Regions from separate parts of the Homo sapiens genome. Here region 2 is linked to region 1. A link is a contact called in ENCODE Hi-C or POLR2A ChIA-PET data. All regions are on one chromosome and are shown on one strand. The core of a region is the stretch at or near the end of the contact, and the rest is flanking DNA. Distances in the headings are between cores, read along the strand shown.

Region 1 (2,522 bases), core at 11-2,510:
TAGCATGAATCCTAAGTTTGCTTCATCAAATATAGGGATATTTATTTATTGAATCAGTATAACTCTGCTTTAGAAGACAGCTTCATAAAGGAATCCAAATGTGACTATTTAACAAAAGGATTTAAGATTAATTTCTTAATTTATTTGTATGAATGTCCAGTTGCATTTTCCCCTTTAGCTGACTTAGGGCAAACATGGTATGCAAGACCTACAAGTTTCTTCTTTTTAGAAATGCAAAAGTTGCCTTTCACACCTAAGAACCCAAAGCAAACACTACTTGAGGTCAAGATACTGTGTAACATAAATCTCAGCTTTTCTTTCAACACTTCTCTTGAAGAGGCTCTGCCAAAACCTCTCTCCCACTATGCTGCTATGTAAATCTCCCATATCCAGTTTACCAAAGGCATCTCCCATGGAATCTCTGGCCAGGTCCCGGGACAGCAGAAGGAACTGTTTGAGAAATTCATCTGGAGCTGAGCTGTCTGGAGCTTCAGTTAACTCCACATATTTAAGGGCAGGGAGAATTGCAGTCTAGGAAGACCCCCTGGGATTGCCTGTAGGACATTCATCTTTCAGAACAGACAAGGTCAGAAGAGAGAAAAGATGCTCAGAGACTTTCAGAAAAGGTATTTCCTTCCCTTTCAGAACCAGGTTCTTTATTAGGTCTCTGTATATCATTTTCTTTTTCTAAGTGAATATAGAAGATCCAGCATGTACTTGTTAAAAACATAGTAGGGTAGATTATGAATACTCTCAATATAATATATTTGTTTTACATTCTTTCAGAATATCATATATACTTTATACTGCTGAATATATAAAATTATAGTTTTCTGTTAACAATTTAGTTATGTTGACTGATTGGAAGTGATTCTTTTTCTTCTAGGTCCATAGCTTTCAAACCTCAATCTGCATTAGAATCCTCTGAGGACTTGTTCAAAGTGCTGACACCCAGGGCCCACACTAGACCTGAGAAATAAGAATCTCTGTAGGAGACTAGAAATCGAAATTTTCTAGTGATACAAGTCACCTGGAAACCACACACTGGAAAACATTGTCCTGGGGGTAAATTCACATCCAAGGGCATACATACATTTGTACCTTATAACTCTACTTAACAACAATTCACATCACTGGTGACATGTCTACATCTTGATGCTTTTATCATAAAATCCTATTTACCAAGAGGCACAGCACAGAGTTCCAAAGAGCATGTAATAATTGCTCTGACTGGTTGTTTTGCCTGCAATCACCCCCTGTATTCATGCCACGGGAGGATAAAGTGTTCCTGACTCACTGCTGAAGTAACAGCACAATATAAACAACTTGAGCTCTCCTTCAGATAGGAAAGCAAAAGACATTTCATAGACCCCCACAGATCCACTGGTACATTTTAAATGGAAAATTTATCATTTTTTTTTTGGTGCTTATTTTATACTTTCATTTTGAACATGGAATTACAAAGAAGTACTTGCTGTATTATCTTTCACATTAGAATACATTCTGCCAATTGTGGTCCAAATGTAGTTCATGTGGTTTGGCGGCTGGTCAATCAGTATTGCAAGACAGAACAGCACCTCTTAATGAAAAATATGTCAAAATTGAAAGTTTAGCAATAGTAGATTGAACAAGGCTCTTCATGAGTCACATATATCCATTTTGAAAGCCATGCTTGTAGTAAGTCATGTTTGAAATGTGTGTCAATTCTTGTGGACTGCTTGGTACTACTGAGTGCAATGGAACAATGATTTCATAAACGGTTCTCCCATTGGAACTCTTCAGTTTATATCCTGAATATCCCTACGTCTTCCAATCATATTACAGTCTAGATCAATGTTAAAGTTCTCTTCTCTGTTTCTCTGTTCCCTCATTAGCTTCCCTTTTCATCCCTGTACTTTCTCTTTTTACTAACACCAAGGATTAATATCAGGGACTACTTTTATTACTGTATCTCTAGTGTCTACTAGAGCAATTGGCACATAGAAGGTGCTTAAAAAATATTTATTGAATTGATGAACAACAAAAAAATGAACTAAATGACTTTCTTTTCTTTGGTCACATTATCTTTTATTCCATTTTAACTTAGTCTATATCCTCAAGCTGGAGCAGGTGAGCGTCATCTCTGATTTTCACCATTTGCCACAGGATACCTAAAATTCATCAATCTGACCTTTGGTAGGCTTATAGGATTGCATGTCTGTTTCTTCTACTAATGATGCAGAGGACAGTGAATGGTTTTCATGAAATATTGGCCAGCATTTCCCCTACCTCCAAAGTCCAGAGGTTTTCTTTGTAATCAATAATCAGCTTAAGGAAATTAAGACAGAAAAAGAGACCAGGTAAATGACCTGGGTCACAAGTAATTTTTCTCTGCATTTGTTCACATGTGTGTGAAGCTTGCAGGGACTGAGAACTAGGATGGGGGCTAGAGTGTGTAAGAACAAGGACCCTCCAGGGTCTGGTAATTTCTAAAGAACTTCCTACCACACAATACCTGAAACCAGATAATGAATAAATCCTTA
Region 2 (2,522 bases), core at 7-2,506, 41 kb before region 1:
GGATTGTTGCTAGTCTATGATGTTACTATTAATTAGTATTTATTTATCATTTTTATGTGTCCTGCAATGTTACAGTTAAAACTGGAAACTTAAGAAATGTAAAAGGCCAATATGCAAGGGATATTTGATAAATGTTAAAAAGAAATATGGGCCAAAAATCTGGAGAAAACTTGAGATAGAGGTCATGAATTAATTTCAGAAGAGGAAAGTAAAACTAAAAGGAAATACAGGCTAAAATTTTATCCACTTTATGGGGAATTCCCAATATTGAGGGGGAAATGACACATTTCACTTTCCCTGAAGCTTTGAAGTGGTAAGAATTAGATCATACATATGTAGAGGCAACATTTTAAAAGTCCCAATTTGAACTGCCCTAAACTAGACACGTCTAATGAGCTAGATAGACAGATGTCAAGAGAGCTCCTTTATGATTTTTGTAAAGAAGCTTCTCAAAAGAAAATGATCTTGCTGTTGAGGGTATAATGTAGGGGGAAGGACAGAGTGAGGAGAAGCCTTTTACTGATGGGTTAGAATAATTCTGCTTGCAAAAAAAATACTGGTAATAATGAAGGCTCTGAGGCCAGATATTTGGAAGGATCCCAGGTACACCTCTTATTGACTTTGCAACTATGTAGCTTCTCCACATACTCAGTATGTAGCTTCTCCACAGCTCAGTTTTCCAAAAAATAAAATAGGGAAAACAATGGCATCTACCTTACAAGAGTGCAGTGAGAACCAAATGAGTGAATACATGTAAAGGTCTTGGATCAGAGGCTGGCATGCCGTAGGTACTCAATAAAAGATAACCATGATCACTGTCGTCTATTGCTAAGCCCAAATCCTCCTATGTATACAGTATACAAGATTTAATTTGCATTAAAAAAGAGAAGATACCAAATAGTAGAGAGGAAAGTGTGAACATTCATCACATTTATTTATGTGTCAGAGAAAAGTGCTGTGCAGTATGAGTTCAGTGAAAGAAAACAGTGCCTCAGTTGGGGTAGTCAGGAGACTTTGTGGAAGAGGCAGGTGAAATCAGCTCTTTCTCTCTTGAGTTCTTTACCGATCAGCAGGTGTGTAAGGTGACTCAGTCATGCAATTATGATTGTCTGCCTGTGTCCACAGCACGTCCGCATGAGGGGAAGGAGGAAAACTTTCCCTTTGCTACTTTTCCTCATGACTCATGTGTGTTTCTGCAAAATCAGTGTTGAAACTTGGTCCAATTTGAAAAGTCAAGGTAATGATGGGTCATTCAAAAAGAGGCACGTAATAAGGAAGCCCAACATGACACCATCACACCACCAGTGACTGACAAACCAGTCTGGCCAGTGGTGTTAGCAGCAGTAAATTGACTATTGGTTCAGGGGCTTTTCTAGGGATTTAAACTTAGGGTTTCTTATCTTCCATACTACTGTCCCACTCCCACAAAGCTTCCAAAAAGAGGGCAAAAGATGCCAAAAAAAAAAAAAGGTCAATTACCTAACGATTTTATGGAAGAGGGAGGGTTTCTAGCCTTTCAAAGCCTGCATTCTGGATGGGGTGACTGCTGGAAGATCTCAGTGTTGACTATTGGAATGCAGGCCACTATTAATATCCCTGCCATTCTGAGCTGCCCATTAGAAAGATAACAGCACTTCCTTCTTTAAAAAATAAGTTCCTTCATTGAATCTGAGCACTAGAAGGGATAGTAGAGGTCATGCCACCCTCCCTCCAGCATGATGGGTGAAGAAACCAAGTGCAAGGACTTCTGAGGCCTGCCCAGCACCTGACTGTTTAAACTCCTGGTCAGTGCTATAATGAGGCTTCTCAGCGTAAGTCAGACTCCATGGAAAAATAACCTAAAATGTTTTCAGGGACCATATTCTGCAAATAATCTAAAATCCCTTGTTAAGCAAATGTCTGAAACATTTTATTCTTTGCATATGCATTCCCAGGGGTTAGGGGACTATTGAATAAATCAAGTGTTTAGTGAACATCACACTAAACATGCTCATTCCTAAGTATAATACTCACTAGTAATACCTGGGCAGCACAGACACACGTATTCCTTCCATAAAACAGTTTTCAAAGACACCACACATCAACATTTTTGCATAATACAAAAATTCATGTAAAATAATACAACTAATTCCGTTAGAAGGAGAGAGAGCAAAGCTAGGAGGAAAGAGCAATGAACCCAAACCAACATTCTGTCACTCACAATCCCCTCTCCCACCAAGGCCCTTTCCCCATCCAAAAAAAATTGGCTTCAGTTGAAAAATATTTTATCATAAGGAATTTATTTTTGTCAACAGGATGTTCCTGTTATTTTCAAGTCTTGTAGTTTCAACAACAGGATTTCAGGGCAGTGAAATAAAATAGGAACAGCAGAGTAATTTGAATTTCTGAGCATACTCATGCATGTATAAGAAAAGTCCAAATAGTCTAAAACTGGCTTTAAACAATGTAAGGCTGTCTCCTTATGCACTTTCTAAATTTCTTCTCATTAAAAAAATGATGATCTAATAGACAGTAAATATTTT

The links. Hi-C counts contacts between places; a loop is a spot of excess contacts on that map. ChIA-PET counts read pairs that join two places held with the same protein, here RNA polymerase II (POLR2A). Pooled maps may share reads with other maps.
Region 2: a loop to region 1 is called in a map of endothelial cell of hepatic sinusoid, with 5 times the contacts of the local background. The contact joins two enhancer-like sites. A Hi-C loop is called at or near these places in 3 of 168 maps with a recorded cell type or tissue (endothelial cell of hepatic sinusoid, gastrocnemius medialis and psoas muscle) and 1 of 50 pooled maps. POLR2A ChIA-PET finds 5 or more read pairs at or near these places in 4 of 52 experiments (BJ, MCF 10A, Panc1 and 1 more).

What each region holds. Positions count from the first base shown.
Region 1 is chr5:91,016,249-91,018,770 of GRCh38, reverse strand. The region is part of intron 85 of ADGRV1 (adhesion G protein-coupled receptor V1); the gene reads right to left. Among named protein-coding and RNA genes, the nearest start is that of LUCAT1, 300 kb to the left of the region's middle. Within about 2 kb of position 1,260, at least 4 of the 41 ENCODE cell types and tissues checked have a DNase peak (open chromatin) inside an H3K27ac peak, as active enhancers do.
Region 2 is chr5:91,057,410-91,059,931 of GRCh38, reverse strand. The region is part of intron 85 of ADGRV1 (adhesion G protein-coupled receptor V1); the gene reads right to left. Among named protein-coding and RNA genes, the nearest start is that of LUCAT1, 260 kb to the left of the region's middle. Within about 2 kb of position 1,256, at least 5 of the 41 ENCODE cell types and tissues checked have a DNase peak (open chromatin) inside an H3K27ac peak, as active enhancers do.